7 separate regions of the Homo sapiens genome follow, and regions 1, 2, 3, 4, 5 and 7 are each linked to region 6. The links are chromatin loops, found by intact Hi-C in ENCODE. Cell type or tissue: PC-3. All regions are shown on one strand.

What was found. Peaks named below come from ENCODE experiments on the same cell type or tissue, not always from the same donor. Only the 100,000 strongest peaks of a DNase experiment are listed, where the experiment ranks them.
Region 1: it touches region 6 in a loop (2.2-fold over the local background); 2 of 110 quality-filtered maps call a loop at or near these places.
Region 2: it touches region 6 in a loop (4-fold over the local background); 11 of 110 quality-filtered maps call a loop at or near these places.
Region 3: it touches region 6 in a loop (20-fold over the local background); 2 of 110 quality-filtered maps call a loop at or near these places.
Region 4: a loop joins it to region 6, with 4 times the contacts of the local background. A loop is called at or near these places in 5 of 110 quality-filtered maps.
Region 5: a loop joins it to region 6, with 8 times the contacts of the local background. A loop is called at or near these places in 25 of 110 quality-filtered maps.
Region 7: it touches region 6 in a loop (5-fold over the local background); 4 of 110 quality-filtered maps call a loop at or near these places.

The regions. Positions count from the first base shown.
Region 1 is chr3:30,040,926-30,044,925 of GRCh38, reverse strand. No RefSeq gene overlaps it. Among named protein-coding and RNA genes, the nearest start is that of RBMS3-AS1, 110 kb to the right of the region's middle. In PC-3, CTCF peaks have their summits at 2,281 and 2,485 (motif pointing left); a DNase peak (open chromatin) is centred at 2,485.
Region 2 is chr3:30,509,373-30,513,372 of GRCh38, reverse strand. No RefSeq gene overlaps it. Among named protein-coding and RNA genes, the nearest start is that of LINC01985, 7.5 kb to the left of the region's middle. In PC-3, no CTCF peak of the experiment used is centred here; DNase peaks (open chromatin) are centred at 1,612 and 2,552; H3K27ac peaks cover 1,941 bases.
Region 3 is chr3:30,746,250-30,750,249 of GRCh38, reverse strand. The region is part of intron 14 of GADL1 (glutamate decarboxylase like 1); the gene reads left to right. Among named protein-coding and RNA genes, the nearest start is that of TGFBR2, 140 kb to the right of the region's middle. In PC-3, a CTCF peak has its summit at 2,054; DNase peaks (open chromatin) are centred at 799 and 2,099; H3K4me3 peaks cover 336 bases; H3K27ac peaks cover 829 bases.
Region 4 is chr3:30,110,649-30,114,648 of GRCh38, reverse strand. No RefSeq gene overlaps it. Among named protein-coding and RNA genes, the nearest start is that of RBMS3-AS1, 180 kb to the right of the region's middle. In PC-3, a CTCF peak has its summit at 1,561 (motif pointing left); a DNase peak (open chromatin) is centred at 1,568.
Region 5 is chr3:30,595,366-30,599,365 of GRCh38, reverse strand. No RefSeq gene overlaps it. Among named protein-coding and RNA genes, the nearest start is that of TGFBR2, 9.2 kb to the left of the region's middle. RefSeq lists a cis regulatory region at 1,949-1,962 and enhancers at 1,883-2,027, 1,706-2,205. In PC-3, no CTCF peak of the experiment used is centred here; DNase peaks (open chromatin) are centred at 1,925 and 3,065; H3K4me3 peaks cover 416 bases; H3K27ac peaks cover 2,839 bases.
Region 6 is chr3:30,355,936-30,359,935 of GRCh38, reverse strand. It overlaps a transcript of LOC101927995 not described here. Among named protein-coding and RNA genes, the nearest start is that of LINC01985, 160 kb to the left of the region's middle. In PC-3, no CTCF peak of the experiment used is centred here; DNase peaks (open chromatin) are centred at 875, 1,925 and 2,385; H3K4me3 peaks cover 1,089 bases; H3K27ac peaks cover 3,825 bases.
Region 7 is chr3:30,543,254-30,547,253 of GRCh38, reverse strand. No RefSeq gene overlaps it. Among named protein-coding and RNA genes, the nearest start is that of LINC01985, 26 kb to the right of the region's middle. In PC-3, no CTCF peak of the experiment used is centred here; a DNase peak (open chromatin) is centred at 2,313; H3K27ac peaks cover 3,335 bases.

The sequences.
Region 1 (4,000 bases), 320 kb after region 6:
AAAGGTTTAGGTGGACACATAGCATTTTCTCCACTCCAGACCTCCTGGTGGGGAAATTCAGGAGACAGAAATGTCCAGCTGAATTAGAAATCTGAACGAGAGAAAACGTTCAATAATGTCATTACTTAAATGGTAGTTGAAGTCAGGATTAGGTGATTTAGGGGGCGCATAGACTAAGAAAGAATTGGCATGGAACCCAAGAGAATGTGTAAACATATGCAAAGGAGGAAGGAAGAGGCAGAGAGGAAACAACCAGAGACAGAAAGTTAAATCAGATGAGAGAATCAGTGAAGGAAGAAACTCTATGATGCCAGATGTTAGAGAAAGGCAAATCGAATTTGGACAGGAAAACTTTTCTATGTTGATCTTGGCAACTAGAAAGTCATTGGTAGCTTTCACATACAAGGATTAAGTAGGTTTGGAAGCAGGAATCAATCTCTGGGGGTTGTGGAGAAAGTGGGAAATGAGAAGTATGAATGAATAACAAACATCTCTTTCAAATCCTTAAATACTTTGAAGGGAAGGAGGGCCAGAGAGCAATTAGAAGAGTAGGGATGAATGGGTGATGGAGAACTCCATATATTTTCTTAGTAACCATTTCGTTTCCTATTTATATGAGTCAGAAACACTTAATTACCAAATAGATTCTGATCAATGTAAGCACACTGGTTTTCTGTAATTCCAGTGCAAAAGAATATACTGCTTTACTCAGACTGAATGCCCATACCAAGAGTTTTGAATTATCAATTACAACTTGCCAATTCTATTTACTATTTACGTTAATCTGGGGCCCCAGTGTGAGAGGCCATGTTCCCCATTAAATCGCTCAAACATGTAGCAGGCAGGAATTCTCATAAAATTAAATTTTGTAAGGGGAGGATTTAGATTTTGTAGAAAATGTAAAATAGTGTAGCATTGGGCAGGATTAGAATAAGAAAAACATGATATTGTGGGAAAGGGGAGGGGAGCCAGAAGAAAAATTATGTTTGCTAACAAAGTAATTAAATGCTCTGTGGAATATCCATTTAGTTATATATTTAAATGGTTTAATAATTTTTTAAAATTATAAAATATTTATTTTTCTTATATTCCTTTGTTTCAGTTTTTTTGGTAGCAACATTTAACATTCGGACTTACTCTCTTAACAAATTTTAGTAATTTGTTAATTGCTATATAAAAATAGAAACAATTAGGGTAACTATCCAGAGTCTCCGGGAAGGTGGGAGGGCGCTTTCAGGATTTCGATGACCACTCAGCCTCAAAGCTGTGTTGTCTGTGAGATAGCATTAGATACAAGATCATGTTGTTATCCAAAGTGATTGTGGAAAATATATTAAACTAGGGGAGAGGCTTAAGCTGTTTAAGAGTATTTGCTTCCCTCCTCCTGCACCCCTTGGTATAGGATTCATCAGTTCATAGGCCTGAAAGCTATCTCTTGGTAAGCCTAAAAAGTCAGAGCCTGGAGTTCTGATACCTTTGTTCCTCCTAATTGTGTCTCCCCAGCAGCACAAGTGCAGACATCCCTGACCACAGGCTAGGAAACTCACTTAATACTTTTCAGCAGCTTACCAAGAGGAAACAGGGGGAGGGAAATCACATTTTCACATGAGAAATTATGATCAGCTGTGATCCTCTGTCAGCCCATGAATTTCAACTGGTGCTGCATTTTCAAATTCACTATTTCAGTCCTAATCAGTCTGTGGAAAGCAGTCATGGGGGTTATACTTCACAAGCAGTTTGGCTTACTGAACACTCAAAGGAGACTGCAAGCGAGCTTTCAGCTGATAAAATTTGCTCCTCAGAGTACAAAGGGAATATAAGTAAATCTGTCTTTATAGGCCCAGCATTTGAAGCAAACTAAAGAATAGCTTGAAAGCATTTGATTGTCAGAGATTTGAGGCAAAGCCTGGATTTTCAATAGGCGATGGGCTGGGGCATCCTCTGTGCTGAAGGCGGCAGGAGTTTCTCAAAGCCCTACTGAGTTGGAAATGGAAGGACACATTTTATTTCTAGTGCTAAGAAACATCTGGAGGGGAAAGCCTTGCTTCTTGTAGTTTCCTTGGATATTAGAACCTGTTCTACAGAACCCACAAATTCCAAATACTTTTCCCAGATGAATCCCAAGAGGCAAAATTTTAGGTGGACTTTGTCATAGAGTTACTGTATCTAAAACAGCTTTCCATTACCGGACTTGGAAATAAATAACCTCATGGAAGTACACATATACATGTAAGATTAAGCTACTGTTTCCATTTTATTTTTGTTTGTTTTCCATGTGGGGGTAAAAATTTCAGAAGTGTATAGTGAAATTAATGTGTTTAAAATAAATCCTACCTTATTGAAAAATCAATAATACTCATTGTTGAAGTTAAAAATCTCTCTATGTTAGAAAAATGCAAAGCCTAGAAGTAGCTGCTTTAAATTATTGAGTTTATGTACCCAGACCCACAAGCACGCTTGCTGGATTGTAGTCTGTGGTGCCCTCTGGTGGAACAGAATCACTATCGTGTCTCTTAATCCTTAAAACCAAGTGTCAATGTTCAAAGAAATCTAGATTCATTTTAGACAGATGTGTCCTAGGATTTGAAAGACTTCCATGAAGTGTAATGCCAGCTGTTTTGGGGGGTGTGTGTGCGTGTGTGTGTTTTGTTTTGATTTTTCAATGAATAGAAAGTCCCCTACTTTTGAATATTCATCCTATGTTGATTTGTTCAGAATTTGAGGCTTCTATAGATACATTTTTGAGGTGTGCTTTAAAAAAAATTATTAAAAAGAATTCTGGTAATTCCCAATTCCATAGTTTTAGAAGTAGTAACATTTCTAAACTTTGTCTTTGATAACTTAGTCTTATGACTTGTTTGGTGTTTTTAACCACATAATCTAAAATTTACTACCAGTAAGAGAAATGCCTACTTAAATGGAATCATTGGAAATGATGTTGTACAAACAAACAAGTAAAATAACACCACCACCAAAAATGAGACCTATTGTGAATGCAAGCTTGATTTGCAGCATGTTTGCCCATTTTCACAACCATTGTAGGTTTGGGCCCTATTCATAAATAATACTGTTAATGGGAGTTCATTCATGATTTGGCTCTCTGCTTGTCAGTTGTTGGTATATAGGAATGCTTGTGATTTTTGCACGTTGATTTTGTATCCTGAGACTACGCTGAAGTTGCTTATCAACTTAAGAAGCTTTTGGACTGAGACAATGGGGTTTTCTAGATAGAGGATTATGTCATCTGTAAACAGACAATTTGACTTCCTCTCTTCCTATTTGAGTAACTTCTATTTCTTTCTCTTGCCTGATTGCCCTGGCCAGAACTTCGAATACTATGTTGAATAGGAGTGGTGAGAGAGGGCAATCTTGTCTTGTGCTGATTTTCAAAGGGAATGTTTCTAGCTTTTGCCAATTCAGTATGATATTGACTGTGGGTTTGTCCTATATGGCTCTTATTATTTTGAGGTATGTTCCTTCAAAACCTAGTTTATTGAGAGTTTTTAATATGAAGGGATGTTGAATTTTATCGAAGGCCTTTTCTGTGTCCATCAAGATGATCGTGGTTTTTGTTTTTAGTTCTGTTTACGATAAATTACATTTATTGATTTTCATATGTTGAACCAGCCTTGCATCCGGGGATAAAACTAACTTGATCATGGTGGATGAGCTTTTTGATGTGCTGCTGGATTCCATTTGCCTGTATTTTATTGAAGATTTTTACATTGATGTTCATTAGGAATATTGGCCTGAAGTTTTCTTTTATTGTTGTTGTATCTCTGCCAGGTTTTGGTATCAGGATGATGCTGGCATCATAAAATGAGTTAGGGAGGAGTCCTTTCTTTTCAATTGTTTAGAATAATTTCAGAGGAAATGGTACCTGCTCCTCTTTCTACCTCTGGTGGAATTCAGCTGTAAATCTGTCTTTTTCTGGGCTTTTTTTGGTTGGTAGGCTATATATTACTGCCTCAATTTCAGAACTCGCTCTTGGTATTCAGGG
Region 2 (4,000 bases), 150 kb before region 6:
TTCTAACAATGTCTCCTCTTGGCTGAACTTAAACAGAAGCCAGGGAATTAGATTGTGAAATGATGGGTCCATATAAGCCAACTTTCCCTACAGAAAGCAGGATGGAGAAGGATGGTAAGTGCATGTGGAGAGTCAAACAGAAAATATCCAGCGTAGATATATATATTGCAAACAAACATCATTTAAATAATCATTTAGCTGCTGGGTGCAATAACAAAATTCTATCTGTGCAAAAATACAAAAATTAGCTGGGCATGGTGGCACGCGCTTGTAGTCCCAGCTATTTGAGACAATGAGGTGGGAGGATGGCTTTAGGCCAAAGCAGAGGTTGCAGTGAGTTGAGATCTGGTTACTACACCTGATCTCAGAGCAAGACCCTGTCCGTGCCCCCCACCCAAAAAAATTACTTACTTTCTACATCAGGGGCCAGTAAACTATGACCCATAGGCTAAATCCAGCTTGCAACCTGTTTCTTGAAATAATGTTTTATTGAAACACTGCCATACCCATTTATTTACATCTCATCTATGGTTGTTTTTGGCAGAGTCTTTAAATCTGAAAATATTTACTATCTGGCCCTTTACCAAAAGCCTTTACTGACCACTGCTCATAGTAAAAAAGTAGGCTTTCTCCTTTTAAAAAAGTTTCTTAGCGATAACAACATACTCCAGAGTTATCCTAGTTTTTTGACCTCTGCCATCACCAAATATGTATTACTTTCATGATACATATTTCATTTCAGTCTTAGTTTTTCCACAGATGAACTGTATTTGTGTATATATGTATATATATATATGTGTGTGTGTGCGTATTTGTGTGTGTGTGTGTCTGTATGAGGAAACCAGCTTTAATCAGAAACACATCTACGAACTTGGAATGAATAAAAGTGACCAGCAAATAATTTAGGGTGACATATTTAGGTAGCCTTCCCAATTTACCTGGTTTCTCAGATTTTTTAAAAAATGTAGAATACTGTTTTTAAAATGACGAGACATTTCAAAAATATATCATTTCTCACTCCCCATATTCACCCAGCATATAATTATCTATGCACTTTGTCCATGGCAAGTATGACTTTTGACTTCATAGCCTCCCCTTCTTGATTTTCATTTGATGTTATTTTAATCTTCATATACTCAAAAGTGCATTATGAAGTTTTGCTTCAGGTTGAAGAGGAAGATTTAAAAGTTGAAAATTAATTATGTCCTGTTCTTCAAGTCAGATTTGAAACAATGCAAGGAGGGAAGGAGACAGAGAGAGGGAGCAGGAGCAAGAAGGAGAGAGAGGGAGAGAGAGACACACACAGAGGCAGAGAGAGACAGAGAACGAGAGGGAGAAGAATTGTTTGTAAATGAAGAAAGATTGAAATAAATGTTTGAAGATTTTTACTTTATGAATCATATTACTGCCTCCTTTGACTTTGGTTTCCAATGATTTTACCTATTATTTTGTAGTGCATTTGTGCTGAAGCTCTCAGATACTGCTCTTGCAGACCTCGGCCTGGATCTTTCTTGGTGCTGTCTCATTCCACATTCCCGAAATGTTGCAATAGGATGTATTACACAATCTGAGATAGCAAAGAAGAGACTAGACTTGAAGTGAGGAAGCTTGTCATTTAGCCATTCTTCAATATTTGCTGGTGGAAAGAATGAAGAAAGAGGTGGGCGGAAGGAAATAGGAGGGAAGGATGTATTTAACCACAGTAATGTACTGTATGCAATAAATGTGTATAAGAATGGCATTCTCGGTCGGGTGTGGTGGCTCAGGCTTGTAATCCCAGTACTCTGGGAGGCCGAGGCGGGCAGATAACCTGAGGTCAGGAGTTCGAGACCAGACTGACCAACATGGGGAAACCCTGTCTCTACTAAAAATACAAAAAAAATGAGCCGGGTGTGGTGGCACATTCCTATAATCCCAGCTACTAGGGAGGCTGAGGCAGGAGAATAGCTTGAACCTGGGAGGTGGAGGTTGCAGTGAGCCGAGATCGTGCCATTGCTCTCTAGCCTGGGCAACAAGAGCGAAACTCCGTCCCCCACCCCCCAAAAAAAGAATGGCATTCTCTTAAACTACATGTAAAACATTACAGGTCACAAAACACTATTTTCAAAGCACAAATAAAAACTTAATATACGTGTTTGTGTAAATGTGTGTGTTTTTGCAGCACATAACCAAATTTCTATGAATGAATAGAAAAAGGAAAACCCAATAGACAAAAACTGATAGTTTAGAGATGAATGAAATACAAGTGATTCTTAAATAATAATAAAATGTGCATTTTTGTTTGTAATAAGATAAATTCAAATTAAAATCATCGAGGTAACAATTTTTATCTTTCTTACTATATAGTTTGACTCTACGCACCTCTTTCACATTGCTGTATAGGAGTGTAAATGGTTAGATCTTTTTATGGAGAAAAATCAGAAGCTTGTTTTTTGTGTTAAAAATGACATACAGTTTGACCCCATGATGACTCAATTTCTAGAAATAATATACTTCTCTATGTAAGAAATGACATCCATACAATAGCGAACAGTATGAACATTGTTGTATTATTTGTCATAGCAGAAGGTTACTATTATATAATGCGATCTAGAAGATTGCTTAACAAATTAGGAATGCAAAGAACAATATATTAGCCTACAGATCTATGTTCCACTTCTGTAATTCCTCCCTGCTGCGAAAACCTCAGGGGCAAGGGGTCTTCAGTATGTCATTCTTCTTTTGAAGATTACTAACTCTTAAGTTACAAAAAATGCACAGAGTGCAAAATTGGGGAGCTATTATAAAGAATGCAGCAGCTCTATATTTTCTGGAATGCAATAAAACTTTTTTTCTTACAGCATTGGTTTTAATGATGAAATTGGAAAACATTACAAAATCCAATAATAAATAATTAAATTAAAGATAATATATCTGCCTGAACTCAAAAAAATCAGCAAGAAAAATACCAAATAATCCTATTAAAAAGTGGGCAAAGGACATGAATAGATAATTCTCAAAAGAAGATATACAAAGCCAGGTGCAGTGGCTCACACCTGTTATCCTAGCACTTTGGGAGGCTGAGGCGGTTGGGTCATGAGATCAGGAGATAGAGGCCATCCTGGCTAACACGGTGAAACCCCATCTCTACTAAAAATACAAAAAATTAGCCTGCTATGGTGGCATGCACCTGTAGTCCCAACTACTCGGGAGGCTGAGGCAGGAGAATCGCTTGAACCCAGGAGGCGGAGGTCGCAGTGAGCCGAGATCACTCCACTGCACTCCAGCCTGGGTGACAGAGCAAGATTCTGTCTTAAAAAAAAGATATACAAATGGCCAATAAACAAATGAAAAAATGCTCAACATCACTAATCATCAGGGAAATGCAAATTAAAACCACAATGAGATACCACCTTATACTGGTAAGAATAGCCATTATTAAAAAGTCAAAACACATAGATGTTGGTGTGAATTTGGGGAGAAGGAAACATTTATACACTGCTGGTGGGAATGTGTATTAGCATACCCTATTTGGAAAACAGTATGGAGATTCCTTAAAGAGTTAAAAGTAGATCTACCATTGGATTCAGCAATCCCACTACTGGCTATCCACTCAAAGGGAAAGAAGTCATTTTATGAAAAAGACACTTGCAAATTTATGTTTATGGCAGGACAATTCACAATCACAAAGATGTGGAACCAACCTAAGTGCCCATTGACTAATGAGTGGATAAGAAAATGTGATATTATATATAACATATATATGTATAAATGTATCTCATATATATGTATATCATATATATGTATATAGATAGATTACATATGTATATAGATATATATGATATATATGTATATAGATATATCATATATGATAGATATCATATATATGTATAGATATATCATATATGATAGATACCATATATATGTATATAGATAGATATATATATGATAGATATCATATAGATGTATATAGATAGATAGACACCATGAAATACTACTTGGCCATTAAAAGGAACAAAAT
Region 3 (4,000 bases), 390 kb before region 6:
TTTGTAAGAAACCAGCATCTCCAGTTATGTGCTCTTCTGATTGTAATTTTAGCGCCTTCTGTCCCATTCATTAAAATATTTCAGAGCAAGAGTGAGAGGAATATTATATGGGGATAATCTGCAGTATTTTCTAATTTACTTTGATGAAGAAGGAGAAAGAGGAGGAGGAGTCACTTGTAAATTCTTGTACTGTAACCTGAATGATAATAAGTTGCCTACACAACACACAGCTGATTGAATGACAGCAAAATCTGACCTTTGTCTAAAGTACAAAACCTCCTGCCCAAAGCACTCTTTTCCATTGGCCCTCATCATTGGCTGTAGAATACCCTGATTTAAATCTCCATCACAGTTTATTCTTCAGTTATGACAGATAGCCCATTTCATTTTATATCATAGTTGTTTTCATGTTTTATTGCCGGTCCCTGAGTATAAGTCTAATTATCCTCAGTAGAGTGCCTCGGGAGCTCGTGTCAGCTGTTCAGCTGGGGCGAATGAAACCACTCAGTAGAGGACTTCTGCCTGCCTTCAGGTGCTTCTCAGGTGTTGCCTAGCAGATTGAAAATGTGTTGCTAGGTAAAAACCTTCCTTCTCTATTATTTCAAGGACCACAAACACAGACACACAAAATCAGGGAAGCACAGTTGGAATGTTTGAAAACTGTTCTGTTCTCTAAGATCAAAGTAGGTCCCATTAGTCTAAAGTGCTGGCTTCTTGAAGAAATGTCCTAAGATTCACCTGTTGCTAAAAATAGGCATGAGTTAGTCAGTACATTGCTGGATTAAAGATAGTGACAGCTAATTAGTCATTGTTCAAACAATAGAAGAGTTGAAAAGAGAAAGTGAGAGACACTCCAGCATTCTGGCCAGTCTTCTTTTCTTCTGATTTTAGAGAGAAGACCAAGAGTGTAATGGGAGGTCACTGTGTTCCTAGTGGCCTATGATTGAGGCTTTCAGACCTTATGTAACCTTTTCTGCTTCACCTAAAAGGAAAATTTAACATGCTGAGCAATACAAACACAGCATTTATTTCCATTTAAGACTGGATAGAATCAATTACTCACAGAAACTATGATACCCCAAATGGCAGGCTGACCATGTGACTTCAGAGCAACCGCTAGAAAACACAAAGCAAGATTCCAATCAGGAACAGTGCAGTGAGGTTTCCTGAAAGTCAGACTAGGGTACATGAAGGCAAGATTGATTCGGGAATTGATAATTATAGTAAAAGAACCACAACATTGAATGTGAGGGATTGTGTTGTTGTTTTGCTTTGTCTTTTTTTCCCTCTGTGGGAAGTTTAGAGGCAGTCATATAATATTTATTCAGTGCTAACAGCACATGGATCAACATCCCAAGGGGTAAGACATTGAAATGTGGAGTTGAGAAGTTCAATAAATAAATAAATAAATTGAGGACACAGTTTTATATAGAAGAATTCAAAATGTAACGGTTGAATTATATTCAGCTTTCTTCCCAGGTTAAAAATTCTAGCTGCCACCTCTAGTTATTGAACAATATTATATTTATTGAATGTTTTTTGTGTGCAGCACACTGTGAAATAGGTGCTGTTGGTACCGATTTTCTGACGATAAAAGCTATTGAGTTCCAGAAAATGTTTAAATTTTTTGATAGCTAAAGCCTCTTACACATATATTGTTTAACTGAAAAATACCATGGCTGATAGATGCTTGTTTGAAAATCTGGTGTCCTGGCATCATTCTTCTCAAATCCTTTGGTGCCATTCCAGATGCTGACATTCCGGCAGAAGGAAACTTGATTGTATCAACTCTATGGGGGTGTTTCTTACATCCTTACTGTAGTCAGTGGGGAAGTGCTAAGAGAAAAAGAGGCAAGTGGACTCATTAGCTGAATCTGGTCAGTGCTGGAGTACACACTGGTCATTCTGTTTTGTTTTTTTCATAACTTAAAAAAATTACATCCTTATTCATTTCAGAACCATTTAAAATAGTCTAAAGGAAATGTTAAATGAATCGAACCAGGAGTTGATGTGGGATTTTCTACGTCCATGCGCTTCCTCATATCCTTCACTAGATGGTGTTCCAAATCAATCCATAGTGTCTATGCCATTGATTTGGTCCAGGAGGAAGGTGAGAAAACACCAAGTCATCCCTTTCTAACTCACCTAACTTCCCTTCTCTGGCTTCAAGAATAAGTGGACTTTTCATCACTGTTGAGTAATTAAGTTTGCATGCTGTTGAATTTTTTTGTAGGCTGTACTTGTAAATATTTGGGGGGTTAATTCAGACAGGAAGCATTTTTCAGCCATTGAATGGTTTCATGTTATTGGCAGGGAGTTTTGCTAAACTCATCATTAGTGGCCCTAGTGATCTAGCTGGTGCTGTGAATCAGGAACAGACTCGTTTTAACTCTCTGGCAAAGGCAGTCAGTTAAACCACAGGCCACAATCCTGATAAGAGCTGGAATCAGGAGAATGGAGTGACAGATGGGTAGTAGACTGAAAATATTTACAGGATAGGATAAACAAAGGAAGTGGATTGACCATGAATGCCCCTATTTAAATCTTTCATTCATATTCTCTTAGATATGGCCATGTCTACAGTCTTCATTTCAAAGGAAATTATAAATTAACTTTAAAAGCAAACAAACAAACAAACAAACTAAAAATCCATTTGATTCAGAAAATATATTGGAGACTGTCTTTTCCAAAGAAATTGGATTTGAGGATTCTGCACAGATGTCCAAAGAAATGTATGGGTAGATGTGAATTTATCCTTTACCAAAATTGCTAAGTTTGTGAGGTGTCAGACTCTACTCAATTCCACCTTTCTTTCACTCTCTCCTACCCTTCCTTCTCTAGTATTCAGATAGACAAATGCACCATCATTTTGACAGATATATTTATGCAGTTGATTCATTATTGTCAGTAGCCAAGGAGACATTTTCTCGTGGTGTGTCTAAGGTCTGGAGGCAGCTCCCTGGAAAGAACTTCAGACAACCCAAGGTGCTGGATGCTAAATCCCTGGGAGGTAACAAATGGCCTGGGTATTCTCACGATCATTTGGCTGTTGACATAAACAGAAAAAGGCTGATTCTAATTGATTGGTCTGCTAAAATGCTTCATGTGCAAATCACTTTCCCCAGGCCTGTGATAGTAAAAATCATCTGAGAGGCAAAAAGAAAAACGCAGGAACCTGACAGGCACCATGTTGCAGAGACATCCCTATATGTCTGCTATAATTACACAAGGTACCAAAAAGGGCCTGTGAGGATAAAGAGTGGAAAATTCCTGGCCTAAATTGCGTTGTTTCACTGAGGGATTTCTCAGTATCCTTCTGCCCTTTAATGCTTAAACTCTCATATCTCATTTTCACTCCCCTGCATTGCTGGCCATCAGGAACACCAAAATACAACATTGAATTTATAGACAATAATTTTGTAGATATGATAGATCTGGTTCACTATTTTCAATTATTTTAATGGAAATTTTTATTGTCAATTATCTTAATGTCCATTGTTTTCTTGCATCTCCAACTTATATGTCACTTTTATGTGTTGGCATTTCTGTGTGTAAGAAATCTGATGGCCCAGGATTAGACACTGTTCTTAGCTAAAGGAAAGGTACAAAGTAAAAAGAGAAGAAAACTCCTCCTAACAATTGTTGGCCCACCTGTCACCTTATCACCCCATCACCTGTCTCACCTGGTGCACCTGTCACCTTATTACCCTTATCACAGCCCTAGTGCTGTTTTTTATGCCCCTGTGAAAATATTGATGGTGATGACTATTAGCATCTCTCATGTTCTTCATGTTCCTTTAATAAGGAGGGTCTTATACTTGGTTTCACATTAAAATCATGGGAAAATTTGGTAAAAATTGTATTTCTAGAAACAACTTCTTAGAGACTGGAGGCTCAGTAGGTCTGCAGTGAGTGGTACCTTAAAGTGTGTAATTTTAACAATGGAGAAGAAATGGAGGCTGGGTGCAGTGGCTCATGCCTATAATTTCAGCACTTTGGG
Region 4 (4,000 bases), 250 kb after region 6:
CCTTAAATAACACAGGAAAACCAAAACAACAACAAAAGTACTAGTGAACAACACCAGTGGAAAGGCAAACATGACTACTATTTTTAAAGTACGAGATGATAATTTTGTGCAATAAAATTACATCAATTATAAACTGAATATTTGGTAAGCAACTTGGGTATTTTCCTTAACAAAAAGAAAATTTTGTGCTTGTTAAGTAAAAGTATGGATAAATATTAAAAATCTTTCAATGTTCTCTTCTCAGCACTCTCAAATACAAAGGGATCATGGGTACTTTCCTGGAATAATATGGAATTTTGAAGTTTGGATCAGGAATAAAGGTGGTAGCTGTAATTTTTAGGGCTGATAAGACAATTCCAGGGGAGATGCTAACATATAGAATGGGTTAACTTTCCAAATAGTTGTTCATCTGAAGGGCTGATGCTGAGAAGATAAATATAGTATGAAAACAGATGAAAAAAGACTTTGGAAACCAGATGACAGGGAGAAATAAGGAGAATAATATGGAGCTTGGATCAATGCCTGAGTGTATGATTCAGGGAGAGGCAACATCTTTATCTAAATGCCTATAGACTCAGTATTGGGTGGGGATAGAGTGGTGAATGTGGATAACCTTCAGGAGCATTTCGTTTGTTTGAAATGCATGCAAATATTCATAAATACAGATCCGTTTCAACTATGTCTTTTCATATTACCTCAGCCCCTCGTAACCTAGTTTCTTTTGCAAGAATCTTTTGGGCTTCTTATCTTGTTTCATTAAGGGCAAAACTTTGAGAGAAAGTATCAGAAAAGGATTCTTACACTCTTAATATCTGGTATGTGAAATAACTAGATACAATATTTTAATACATAGCAAACTCACTTTGGAAAAAACTATTGAGATAAAAGTTGCAAATTTGGCCAGCTAGAAGTCCACCTGTCTGTGTGATTTCAGGAGACCCTTGCATGCAAATGTCATGCTAATTCTGTGATAGTGGTTCCTTTCATTCTAACTGAAGAGCTTTGGGATCTTCAATATAAATTGAATTTTTCATTAATATGAACTTCAACATTACAATGAGATTGTACACATATTAACTAAATGATCCTCAAAATAGCTCGATGAAGTAGGTCCAATGAATTCTCATTAATCTTTTATTACAGGTTAAAGAAAGGTAACTTATCAAGGAATTTTATTTTAAAATTCAAATATCCCTGGGAATCAGTGCTATAGAATAACTTAGAAAGAAAAGAATACTGGCCTGGTGCCTGCTTGAAATGAAGGTGAGAAGAGAATACGACATGGAGAATGAGAAGGTGCTAGGAAGCAAACTTTTTGAATTTTATGATTTGGCTAGGACCTTCCCTGAGTGAAATCTAGTGCTTCAAGGCATGACCACACTTACAACACAAACACTTTAATTGTGAACTACTCAAAGCATCTCTGCAGTTTGCCTGTTCATGCCATCCAAAGTTTTGAAAAAGAGGAAGAAGAAAAATTGTTTTTCTCTCCCTTAAATGTCTGTGGTATTTGGCCTTGTTGTTTAATTCAATTACTGTAGAAGGCTTGCTTTCTCCACCTAGTGGCCAGAAAAAAAGAAGATTTTTATCTATGGAGATGAAAAGAAGCAAGAAAAGGCAACAGAATATGTAGAGTAATAGCAACTATAATTTGTTGAGTATTTGTGCAGGTGCTGTGATAAATGCTTTACATATGTTACCAATCCCCACACCCTGGGAGACAGGAATTATCATCCCACTTTACTAAAGCAAAGAAAAATCAAGTGATGCCCAGGTTCACATAGTTTGAATATGGCCAGAAATATATATTTGAATATAGCCAGGAATTTAACCTAAGTGTATAACTTCAAAGCCAGTTTTCATCTGCATTAATAAATTTGCTTTCTGGAACACATGGTTGCTAGAAATTCTGTCATTTTTTTTGGAAATAAAGTCATATGATACATATGATCACCAAGCTTTAAGACAAGCCCAAATAGAGTGAGAAGGGGACCTAGGACTGAGCACTAAGGAACTCCAGCGTAGGGGTGTGTGTGTGTGAGTCTAAGGGGAAGTCTAGTTCCTTATTTCAAAGTAATATTTTATCACTTTTCATTATTAAGCAGTTGTACTATTGGTTCCACTTTCTCTTATTTGCCTTCCAAACAGAATACCTCAAAGGAAAAAGTACTTAAAACCAGTAAACTACACAATATAGACCTAACAGATTCCACAGAAATCTCACCAAAGCAATTATAAGATATGGAGCATATGGATTGCAGAGAATAAGAGAGGACAGGAGAGGAGAGAGGAGAAAGAAAGGAAGAAAGAAAAAGAAAAGAAAGAAAGAAAGAAAGAAAGAGAGAGAGAGAGAAAGAAAGAAAGAAAGAAAGAAAGAAAGAAAGAAAGAAAGAAAAAGAAAGAGAAAGAAAGAGGAAGGAAGGAAGGAAAAAAAAAGGAAAGAGCTTACAGTCAGATAGGATGGCCAGTGTTCCCTACCTCCAAAAAAGTTAAGTTCCAAAAAGCAAAATTTTTTTAATTTTACCTGTACTATGCAAGACTTTTCCAGTACTTGCTCTGATATTAAGCAAAATGAGATGGCACATTTGGAAGTGGTTGCTTCAGATTCAGGAATAGGTGATGACATGAGTTTCATTTGTTCTAATCATTGACCGAAACTTCTATTTTTGCTTAATGGAACACAGGACATATGATCCATTCTGTGAGTAAGTAGAGAGAGAAATAAAAAGAAAACCAAAGGTTTTCTCTCTATCCTGGTCATGTTTTACTGATTTGTTTAGCTTCTAAAACTAACTAGCTAGCTGATAAAAAATAAAATAAAATTATGACCTAAGGTACATTTAAGCTGAAAACCTGAAATGCACTTCTCCCTCTGCTGCACAGATCCTTCTGGAATTACGTTTCTTATTTGGTTAGTGTTTCATACAAAACAATGGGGTTTCTCGTGGCGAAGACTTTCCTTGCACTAGATTAGCTCTCAGTAAAATATACCGAATCCAAGTATCTCATCTTAAGGCCAGTGGTCCTTAAAGTGTGGTCCGGGACCACCAGCATCAGCAACTTCTGGAAACTTATTAGAAAGGCAAATTCTCAGGCCTTGCCCCAGGCCAAGTGAAATGGAAACTCTTGGGTTGAGGCTCAGCAGTCTGTGTTTTAACAAGCCCTCTAGGTGATTCTGTACCTGTTAAGGTTTAGGAATTACTGTGTTAGGTAGTAATGTTATCTTCTACAAGGGAAGGGCAAGGTCTAGTAACAACAAATGGCGTAAAAGAATACATCACTTTCCCAACATTTTAAGATTACATTAGTACTCCAGAAATCAGATGCAATCCTGGAGAGGAGAAAACACAAATCGATTGTGATTCAACTTTCCACCAAAATGTGCCAGGTAAAATTGGTGCTTAAAATAAAATTTAAATTGAATTTGAGAAAAAGAAAACATTGTTTCTTGCATGTCTGGTTTTGTGGATTGAGATTGTGCCTGCCACACTATAGTGCGTCTACTATTTACTGGTTATTAAGACTGCTGAGCCCTGTAAATTGTTGTTAAATCACTGCAAATCCCCTCCTGCTACTGCAAAAACATATTCATTAAATTAATTTACAAAATGGGGTATAAATCTGATGATAAGCGACATGATCATTAGGAATGCATATCACGGTAACATAAGAACTGCCATTTCATAAAAAAACACATCTAATCTTGAACCACAAATCTTTACAGGACTCACATTATCACTGTAACCACATTTCCCTTATATTCCACCCTAGATATAATTGACATTTTCTTAAGTATGGAGAAAATATAATAATTTCCCGTTATGATTTTACATGCCAATGCAATTATACAAATTTTTCAATACAATAAAATATAAAGATGTTAAGTTGATTAAACAGAATTAACCTTCCTTCCCCCAAAGCTCTAACCACAGAGCAGAGAAGCCTTAGACAACTATTTGAAAACTCCTCAGTAATCTTGTTCATTGAAGGTACTTCGCAT
Region 5 (4,000 bases), 240 kb before region 6:
AATTCTAGACAACATGTATTGTTTGGCACATTTATCTCTACATGCCATACAACATTCAGAGTGTTTGTATGAATAAATGACATTGGTCCTCGCAACAATCCTATGAGGTAGATAGCATCATACATAGTCATTTTATAGGTGGGGAAACTGAACCAGAGAGAGGTTAAGAGATGGCAGAGTCAGAATTCTGGCTCAATACGACTGGCTGCAGAGCCCAGGCTCTAAGCCACTCTGTCATCTGCTGCCATGACACCAGCCACCTCTCAGTCTCTCCAACTAGGCTGTGATTTACTGAGGCAGGGACTGTGTCTTTAGCATTTTTAGCTTCTTGTGCCTGATCCATATTTTTTGCTCAATGAATACTAGTGAATAAGAGGATGGTTCAATGAATAAACTCTATAATTTGTAATATTTAAAAATTGGGACTTAGAAAGTTGTGAATTTAGGAAATAAAATCTGCATTGCCCACAATGCCTGACCACAAAATGAGGTTCATAATGCTCATCACAGAATTTAAACACCTGCACAGAACTTCCTCTTAAAATGATGAAAAATGCTTTGTAAAAGTGAAAATGGTAAAAACAAATGAAGACAGATTTCATTTCCAGAGAGAGACTTTATATCCTTTGTAGTTACATTCATAAATTTCATCCTGGTAAAACATTCATCTCGAATTCTTAATTTTTTAAGAAGGAAAATTACAATAAACCGTTTTAAATCTTTTTGTCAAACTCAGTATGTGCTTCCTTAAAAATAATGACACTCCTATTTGGACATTATATTCCAAGTGCCACAATCACTTAGTTTAATAGTTATTAAACAAACTATACACAAACCTTGGAAGCTAGACACTTCATCAAACATAATCAATTTCTTTAATTACAACAAATTGTTTTAATTATTCATTTCTCAAAAGTACAAAGCCACTTACCAATAAGGGTTAATTGACTTAAAAATATTTACCTTAAGGTGGATTTATTTGGTTGCTATCAGAAAAAAGATGATACTAGCACTTTTAAGAGTTCTGTTTAATGGGCATGTACTTCAAATTAATGGTATTACACATCTTAAAACATATACAATGTATATGCATTAATTATATTCAATAAATACTTGATATTTACTGGAAAAACTTTGTACCTTAATCAAAAATAAATATTTCAAACATATTGTAGCATTTGGAAAGGTCTTCTCAAAAGGCTGTACCCCTGGAAAGCTTCTGGAATTGCTTCAGCCAATCCTATTCTTCTTTCAACTCCAGAAGCTTTGTTAATTTGCATAATGGAGGTGAGAAATACATTTTCATTTTGGCCATTATTTGTGCTCAAAATATAAAGACTGGCTTACAGGATTGTACAGGTATGCCTCCTGTGACATGAATAGGGCATAAAATCTTACATCCTTTCCAGTAGAGCCATAGCCCTAAGTATCCAGTCCTGTCTTAAGCCATTTTTGTAATATTCTGACATTTGATCTCAGATTAACTGTATCCTACTGCTCAAAAATTTTCACATTTTTCTAAAGTGGTGATTTCCTGCAAAATACTATCACAGCATGCTGAAGGATCAAGAGTAAAGTCTTCACTTAGTTTACAGAAGAGGTCCATGCAGGTTTGCTAATAAAAATTTGTACATGTTGAGGAATTCAATCTGAGATTTATTTTTATTGTTAAATGTTACCTGGATAGCAAGGATGTGGGGAGACCTTGAGTTCTTATCCATTTCTAACTCCTCCCATCTACCAAACCTAACTAAATATTTGTCAATGACAAATTGACTTTGGTCAATTCACAACAGCTCTCTAAATGCAGAAACTTTAGATTAATGGCTAAGAAAGATTGCAAAGAATACTTGGTAACAAAACACTTATGCTTTAGTGTATCAGAGGTTAGGAATGCACAGTGTGATATGTGCTCTTGCATAATCATTTGCGCAAGTCTCCAGAGGATATTAATTATTAACCAACAGAATCATTTGAACACTCTGTGCCACTTTTACCTTCAGGCATTTCAAAGGGTTGCCTCCTTCCTGAACCTGACAATAGACTCATTGGTTATTGTTTAGAATTGTTTAGAATGGTAAATGCTTGTCTCTAAGTTATAAAAAACTGAACTGTCTGTTTCTCACTTAGTCATTCCTCACCTAAAGGCTCTCAGAATGCTGCCAGTTCTTTAGAATTCCAGAAAAAAATAGTTCAGAGAGGTTGCCTTTGATATTTTTTATGATCATTTTGCCTCCACGTGTAAAACAAACCCCTAAAAGACAGTTAAAACACTGAACTATTTTTGTAACACTCAGTGTTTTGACTAATTTTATAGATACCTTTTATTATGCTCTACTTTTTTTCTCCTCAGCCATCTGCTCTAATGAAACATATTTTTTCTCTATGGGGAGTACCCATGTTCCCTAGGACATTTTTCTCTAAGTAGAGAAAACTAGATCATGGTTTTACCATAGAATTGTTATACGTTTTCACATCAATCCTTTACATAAATATCTTACAAAAGGTAACAATTATGTACGTAAAATTCTACTCCTGGATGAAGTATATAATCTCTAGCTAGACCTAGAAAATAATATTGGTATAGTGTTTTCCAATTCACAAAGAGTCTCTGCATGTATGATCTTCTTCACTACATGTAAAAACTATATGATGTGAAATTATTAATCTATAATTATTATTTATATTATTATCAACATTTTACAGGTGAAGACATTGATATTCAAAGACATTAGTGACTTATCCAAGGCCACCTAGCTAGTAAATGCTAAAATACAAATTGTTTATCTGACTGCTCTTTCCTGTAGCCCTCATAGCCTTCTTAACCTTTCTTTTCTGTTGTCCTATATGTCAAACTTTATGCTAGTCTTTTACCTCTGTCCCCAGCTCAGGGTACACTGGTGTGCTTAAGTCCATTTGCAAAGTCCAAGCAATATCATTTGCTTCCTATCCAGAAAGGGTCCAGAAGTGCTCTGGAGCCAGAGAGCCCTGAGGGCATTGCTATAGCACATCCAGCATGGTGATCATCAGTTAACAGATGATAATCTACACATACAGAGGAGCCCGGCAGAGCTGCCTGCACAGGTGAGTCATCCCTCCGGTGAGTGGGGATGAAGACGGGCATCTTCTAGTAAAACCACTGCTCTTGGCACTCCATGATGCCCCTATGGTTGTCCTCTACTCATTCAAGTCCTCAGAGCCTCTTCGTTCTGAGAGCCACACTTGAACCAGCAAACTCCCTTTCAGAATGTGATTCTCTGCTCTGTTCTTATAAATGTGGCTTCTCTCTTCCTCACATACAAGCCTACAACATGCTTTTTTCCAAAACAGGAGATCCTGACCTAGAATTCATGGAATTAACTCAAATGAAGTGCAAACTGTTGTATGTATGTGCATAAGTATGTTTTTCTTTTCTTTTCTTTCTTTCTTTCTTTTTTTTTTTTAGACAGAGTCTCACCCTGTTGCCTAGGCTGGGGTGCATTGGTACAATCTCAGCTCACTGCAACCTCTGCCTCCTGGGTTCAAACGATTCTCCTGCCTCAGCCTCCCGAGTAGCTGGGATTACAGGCACCCACCACCACACCCGGCTAATTTTTGTATTTTTAGTAGAGAAGGGGTTTCAACATGTTGGCCAGGCTGGTCTCGAACTCTTGACCTCAGATGATCACCCGCCTCGGCCTCCCAAAGTGCTGGGATTACAGGCGTGAGCCACCATGCCCAGCCATAAGTGTGTTTTTCAGAAGAGAAGATTTTAGCTTTTATCATATTCTCAAAGGGGCCTGTGGAAAAAAAAAATTACTAATAATATTTAGAATGAGTGATAGATCTAGAAACCAAACTCAGACCATTTCACTCTAAAGTGCCTATTACTCATTTCTTTCTTGATTTTTCACTTTCTAACTGGGTGACCCTGAACAATTTGTTCAACATTCCTGAGTCCAATTTATTTTTGATAGTCATGCCAGACTTTCATTTCCACGAATATGGCATAGGCACATTT
Region 6 (4,000 bases):
CTCATCCATAGGTGGTAATATTATGAAAAGACAAAACACATGTAAGATTAGCGATCAGCCTCAACAAAATCAGGAGGTCTGTTGAAGGGTGGACAAGAATAGACGATATTTGGAAACCACAAATATCCACAAATAACCACCCTTTCATGTGGAAACATATTTCTAATCAATCTGAACTATTTACATGTGGCATGTAAAGAGACTTTTGAGAAGCATTTGATGATATGATGAAGAATTTACTACATTTAGAGAAGATGGTTGGTAAAGTACCTTATCTAGGGTAGTTAAAATACAACACACACACACACACACACACACACACACACACACACACACACACAGAGCATACTTTTATAAGTACAAAGGCATGCAATACAGATCCAAGTCAAAAGACTTATCTTTTTAATTGAAGTAATCAGGAAATCAGAATGTAAATAGAACAATAAAAACTGGTCGGTATGTAGATATTGAATTTGAAAGGAGAAATTTTATATGATCACTGTTATGGTGAACCAGAAAATTTTATTAATAGTAGAATAAAGAAATCAATTATAGTATATTCATTGTACACACCACAATACAGACAAATCTCACAGACATAATGTTGAGTGAAAAAAAGAAGCCAGACATGGAAGAATACAGATTTTAAAATTTCATTTATATAAAGTTCAAAACCAAGTACAATTTAACTGTGTTAGAAATTAGATCATGGTTCATTGGCATATGTCCTCTGGGGCATGGGTGGCAAATTTAGCTCGAGTTGAGAATCACTGATATGGTTCATAATTATAACAAAGAAGTCTGGTAAGGCAGTATGTGCCGTATCCCTGTACCTAAAACATACACCTAGTAGATGCTGGGGAGATGACGAATTTTATGGACTTACATTTGTTTAATATTATGAGCAATGTCAATGGCATGATTCCTGTCTGTCAAAAGAGTTACCAAATTCATCAAGTAAAAAGTAATTGATTTATAACTTCAGCAATTTCATAGAGCTAATTTTAAAAAACTCTTAAATCTCCAAAAAAAAAGTTAGATCATGGGTAACTTTGAGGTACTTTGACTGGTAAAGATACTAGCAGGACTTCTGGAGGTTTGGGTAATATTGTCTTTCTAGATCTGAGTCGTAGTAACGCGAGTGTTTGCTTTGAAAAATTCATTGTATAGTTCGTTGAACTGCACAGTTATGTTTTCTGTAACTTTCTGTATGTCTGCTATAATAAAAAACAAACAAGAAGACCTTATTTTGAAAAAGAATAGATAAAAATATTCAAAAACTCAGTTTTTAAATCAAAACATGTTTTTAAATTAAAAATAATGCAACTGTTTATCCTACAGACAATGGGAAGCAATGTTAACTATTGCATTAGAACTTTGAACAATATTCTACAAATTTCCTCCTCTAAAAAAGACATAGTGAACAAAAGGGCAACTACAAATAGTTTCTGGGTGTTAATTGAGTAATTTCAGGTTAATTGCATATTTTTATGTGTTTTTTACTGTTAAATGGGAAACCAGATGTACTTATCACAGTAAAACAATAAGAGATATTTAGGACCCTTTATGAATAAAGAGGTTTTAGGTTTTGTTTACTGTTATGTCTCCAGTATCTAGAACAGTGCCTAGCATATAATAGGTATTATATAAATATTTATGGATGACTGGCTGAGAGAAAATAAAAGAATGTTGTGGCTCTCTCAACATAAAAGGATTATGTTGTTGCTAAGGTGTGGCCAATATTCTTACTTCATGACTATTAAATGTAGTGTTACAATTGTAAATTAAGTCTTAGCCTCCTGGGTATTTTTGTCACTCTAGTTGCCTTGGGAACTGAGATGGAGCAGAAGAAAATAACATGGGCAAAAGCATGGGTGTGGGACACCCTGGTTACATGTGGGGGAGAATGAGTAAGTAGTTCCTTTTGGCTGAAATGTCAGGGTATTAGGGATTTAACGAGGGACAGTATTAGAAATCATGTCGGAGTTAGGATAAGAAGATGGAGTGATATTGAATATTAAGCTATGACTCTACAACTTTTATTTGAACTCACCCATGTCTGCATTTCACAGATTCACTTCCCAATGCCCTAGTGAAAGCCAATGAAATGATCTGGTCCCATGACATTGTCTGCAGAATTTTCTCGCAAACCAGCAAAATTTACTCTAAAACATATCTGAGTATCTGGAAGACATCAAGATTTTTTTTTTAGGTATCTGTTTGCTATTGTGTAATAATGTTTGAAGGTATGAATCAGTGCTGATCTATTCATTCAAAATAGATCTGCTTCTCTTTGGGTAAATGTCTGAAGGCTGTGGGCAATTGGAGACCCATCCTCACTTAGTCATAAGGCAACTGCCTGAGTGTCTGTTCAAATTTCAAGGCTTTTGTGTCAGCCTTGCTGTGTTCTGGCTGGCTTGGCACATCTTGACAAAGATTAAAAATTATGGGTATCCATAGAATGCCTTCTGGAATGCCTTGATTTTGTGCATCGTAATGAAATGAATCATACACATCTAAACAAAGGATTTTAAAAATGTAAAGCAAACAGTATAAGCTCAAACGGTCCCCGTTCCATTGAGCAGTGCTGAATATGCAATTACATTTTGAACAATAGGTATTCATAAATCAGGCAGAATACTCATGAGAAAACAGTCCTTTAATTAAATAAAAGGAGAATCAGTGTTTCTTGTTGCAGGGATTTTTGGTGGGATTAAAGGATTGTTCTCGAGCCCATCACACATGAGAAGCCTGGCTGGCTGGCTTAGAGTTCTACAGCCCCCACGTGCCCAGATGACCCAAGCTCTAAGACCAATCCAGCTTTGCCAAGTAGGAAAATTAAAACAGGCTTTGACCATTACTCCCCGTTCTGTGCTGATCTTGTCAGGCCCTCTGTGTAGTGCTGTACAGTTTGAGCATTCTATAAAGGCACTGGGCCAAGTGGGCAAGTGGAGGCAGGAATCCAACCCACATGCTGCTACCAAGCTGTGCCCCCTTGTAGCAGGACTGTGTCTGCCAAAGGACTGCCTCATTCTAATTCATTTAAAGATGTTCTGTTAACCCACAGGGGCCTGCCTAGCTCTAGTATACAATGTCCTCTGGGGTTGGTGACCCTCCTGCTCAAATATAGACCTAGTGTCACAGTATCAAACACCCAGTGCCAGGACTCTCTGAGGTGGATATCTGTACCCCCTTGAGCCATATGCCCAAGCCAGATGCTGACTGATTGTCTCTTGTCTGAACACTCTTCTTTCTCTGAGACTTGGAACCTGCTGTACTGTGAGGTTCTGCCTCGTCTCAGGGTCTAAAGAGCTCCACTGGGCACAGTCCCTTCCATTTGGCTCGTTGTTCTGACCTGGTTAGGTTGGACATTGGGTTTACTGTAGGTACAGTGAAGTTCCATAATGTGAACATTTAACGCAAAAACCCAGCTATTAGAGGTCAGCAAAGAAAAAGCAAATGAGAAAGTCAACTTAGTTTTCTCCTGTCATTCCAGTGAATAAGTATAAGCTTTAGGGTGAGCATATTTCCCATAGTGTGAACATTTTGATGTACTAATTATGATTCTAATTTTTAAAATAATATACATATTTATATATAACATGGCCCATAAATGCAAGCTGACAATCTCTTTTCTGGTACTCAGCTAAAGAAAGCATGATTTTTTTAATGCTGGGGAAAAAGGGAGGTCAGAGATGGAGCTATCTTAGAAAGATACTGAAAGCTATTCAGAAATTGGGATATTTTGTTAGGTAATTTTGACTACGCATAATTTTTTTTCTTAAAGTATCAGAGCCTGCACCTTGGTGCAAAATATGAATCTGACGTAAAGACTTTGAGGTTTTTATGTAACCATTCTCCCTGGAAGTGCCCTTGAAGTCCTTGTTCCTACCTCTCCTAGGCACATTGCTGCTAGGAGAGAGACACTACTTCAAATCTCCTCTCAGGATCATCCTTGCTGCCAGCACTTTGTGCAACAAAAGCTCTGCTCAGCAGGGTG
Region 7 (4,000 bases), 190 kb before region 6:
GGTTAAAAGTTAATAAGGAAGGGGCATACTGAGGTGTGTCTAATCTCCCATCCCCTCATGGCAAGGAATCAGAACATTTCTCTGCAGTGCCTTGGCCAAGAGGGAGTCTGTGTTTAGTCAGTTGAAGGGCTTAGGATCTTATTTTTATTTCTCAGCACATGATTTGTGGACTAAAGTATTATGTGGACTTTACTTTTTTGACAAGTGTTTTCCACTTCCCTCGTCCTATGTAACTTTTCCCTTTTCATCTTTCTGTCATTGGTAATTAAAAAAGAAAGTTGTAGTACACTTTTGTCTTTTATTGTGTCACCTCAAAGAGTTTGTAAAAGTGTGTGAGCTCTAAATAAGGCACTAGCTTTTATCGATATTTATTTCTCTGTTGATATTAAGTTCATCAAAACATATCTTTATGACAATTATTGCTATTGGTGTCCCCCAAAACTAAAATATCTTTTTCCTATGTACATGTCAAATGTTAATTTAATTTTTCGTTTATCTTAAGAATTTTATTGAAAAAAATTTTAATTATATAAATTTGAAAAGTATTCAGAATATAGTCAACTGAAAATAGAACATGACAGCAAATAAGTAGCAACAAGGTAGCTGAGGTAAAATACCTTTGGGATTCAAGGTGGATTTTAGGTGGGTTAAGTGGAACTCATGTAAAATAAAAAGGAGTGAGCCTTTTTCTTTTATAAAAATATGCAGCTTTCTCTCTCCCAAGGTTCAACTTAGTGGTTGGAGAAGTCACTTTTTATTATCAGAATGAGAATGAGTAACGCAAGCACTACCTGGAAGCAAAACGGTAACGTAGCTAAGCCCTGAGTAGAGAAATGTGGACCAGTTCTTTCCAATTACTTGTTGAAATGTGGCAATTGCTCTAAAATAAAAATGTGCGAATGGGGTAAAAATTACGCCATGTGGGGGAAAGCACATTCTACTCTTTAAAACCCTTTAAAGATGCAACCATTTTCCACTCAAAACTGCTTGGTGAGAATTTGCAGGATGGCCCCACACAATTCTCAGTCATAGGGAGGTCGCTCAGGTGTTTGATTTCCATTCGAGATGGAAAAACTGAAACAGAGAAAAAGAATATAATTTCCTCATCTATGAGTCAGCAAGCTCATTGAAAAGATTATGGTAGATTTGTGGACAATACTTACTTCAGCCATAGATGGGGTTGACACAATTTTTTATTGCATTACCATGTAGACAGATGAAATAATAACTAAATCTAGGGTTATATCAGTCTTCCTTCCATTTTACATATTTTCCAGTTCTCCTATGAAAGAGTCAGCTTTGTCCTTCTACTCTTGTGTCTCCTTTTATAAAATCATAACACTTTTGTTTTATCCAATAACCTGGACACCTAAGGATTGTACACATAAATAAACAAAATTGGAATTATATTTTATATATATTTGATCTTACTAATATTATATTGTAAGGATTTTCCATAATTTCTAAATGAATTTTTCCTATCCTATCCTAACCTGATTGATTAATTAATTGATTGATTTTACAAAACTTAATTTTTTAGAGCAGGTTTAGGTTCTCAGCAAAATTGGGAGGAAGGTACATAGATTTTCCATGTACCCTCTGCTCCTGCCCCACCTGCATAAATTTATTTTTTCTTATAAACTTACTATGTTTATCTTTAGACTTAAAAATGTCTTTAGAAGAGGGCACTGTTTCTTGACATTTTGTGCTTTTTTTTGGCTATCTTTTACGGTGTTAATTTATTAGGTAAGTGATTGGAAGAAAAGAGTTTCAGAAATGAGACATTGGTAAGTATATTTTGAAGGATGGGAGAATAGTGAAAGGTACAGAGTGTAGCAGGTCGGATCGGGTGGGTCTTCTACCTAGTTAAGGACACCTTTGAACAATAATTAATGTCATTTGTGGAAAAAGAAAATCCCCAACACTTTTCTTTGTTCTGAAGATAATCAGAAACCTATTCAATTTAAAACTTGTGATGTCCCATATGGTAGTTGCTACTACATGTGGCTATTCAAATACACACTTAAATTTCAATCAATGAAAAGTGAATCAGATTAAAAATCTAGTTCCTCAGTTGCACTAGCCACATTTCAAGTGCTCAGTAGCCACACGTGGGTAGGGATTACCACATTGCATAGTGCAGATAGGGAACATTTTCATCATCAGCATCACTGTGAAGAACGGGAAAAACTTCATAAACATGTAAATAAGTGCTAAGAGGAGCTGGCCAGGCACTGAAAACAACCTATGACTACTTCAATTATGATCTTGGCAAAGGCCTGAGACTTTATGAGACGTGAACTCTTCTGACCCTCCAGGATGCTAAGGATTGAACACAACACAAACAGACTTTCCCAAATTAGTCATTTCCTTTTCCATCAATATCTGAGCTCAACACTGAAGCCTCCTTGCAGAGGGATTGTGCTGTGACTACCTTTTATTTAAGAAGATACTCTTTGGTACTTTTTTTATGGTACTCTATCTGCCTATTCTCAAATTACATTCTCTAGCAAATCTCTGCCAAATTTTACCAAATATATTAATAGGTATATTGCCTATATTCTCCAGGAGAAATTTCTTTCCACCAAACTCTAAACATGATTTGGATTAACATTTAGTGTATTACCATATCACTGGATTTTAATTTTAATGCTGAAGACTTTCAACTATGGGCTTAAGGTCAGTAGAGAATAGGTTATAGGATCCATGAGGCTTGCTTTGTTTTCTTTTGCTATTTTAGCATATTTTTAATTTTCATAATGTGACAACCTTTAATATTATATCTTAAATTGAATCTCACTTTTACTTCCATTTTTATGCTCAGTATTAGTGATTAAAAACACCCTTTAAATTCATTTGTCCTGGCATTTTGACTCTTATTATAATTGCATATATAAGAGATGAGATCATCAGTTGGTTTTTAATGCCTTTAAGTTAAAATAATCTCCATATGGTTGAATTAGCCATGATCTCCACACACATAAAATCCATATGGCTGAAATTATACATACAAGGCTTTAGATAAAATGGAGAGTTGTGTAAATTTTACCACCAACAACATGTAAATTAGCAAGGATGAATGGTTTCCCCAGAGTGTCTAAAATCAAATTGCCAATAACAAAGATGTTGGTAATCAAGGTTTGACTTAAAAAATAAAAACAAAAACGAGTGTAATTTGTTAGCACTTACTATGTGCTAGATATTGTATTCTGTGTTTTATGTAGTCTACCCAAATTAGGAGTTGGCAAACTTTTTCTCTCAAAAGCCAGATACGAAATACTGTATTTGAGACTTTGTGGGCCATACGGTCTTTGTACAGTTATTCAGCTCTGCCATTGTGGCACTGAAGCAGCCAGAGATGATATTGAATGAATGGTTGTGACTCTATTTCAATGAAGCTTTGTTTACAAAAATGAGCAGTGGATCTGATTTGGCCTTTGGGCTGCAGGTCCTTTGATCTAAGTTAACCGTCATAAATAACCGAGGGCTATATATTGAGGACATGCCTCCGCCATTGAAGACTGCTGCTAACAGAAAGGAGATAATTTTAAAAATCTCTCTAACACCTGGACAGAGAGTCTGCCCCTGCAAAGGACTTCCACAGTCCCAGAGCTGTTCCTTGTCCTGGTTCCATTTCAAGCTCTGAATGTAGGCCAAAGGCTATATAGTACAGGACCATAGATTGTGGGGTCATCAGGCCTCTGCTTCTGCTTGGATTTAGAACCCTGTACTACCTAAGTAAAAAACCATGTCTCAATCAAATTATTTATAATTTGACATGACACTCCTATGTCTGTTTTAGCCACCCATAATAATGTGGGCCTCTTTGGCCAGCTCTTTTCTCAGATACCTTCCCAGAGCTTCTTCCCTGCCCTCCTGATCTCCTCCTCAGGCTTTTTGTTGTAACCTGTGGGATCTCATTCCATTAGAAATAAACGCTTCCGTCTTCACAGACTCTCCATGGAATTCTTTTTCCACTTGTTCTGTCTGTACTATGCTT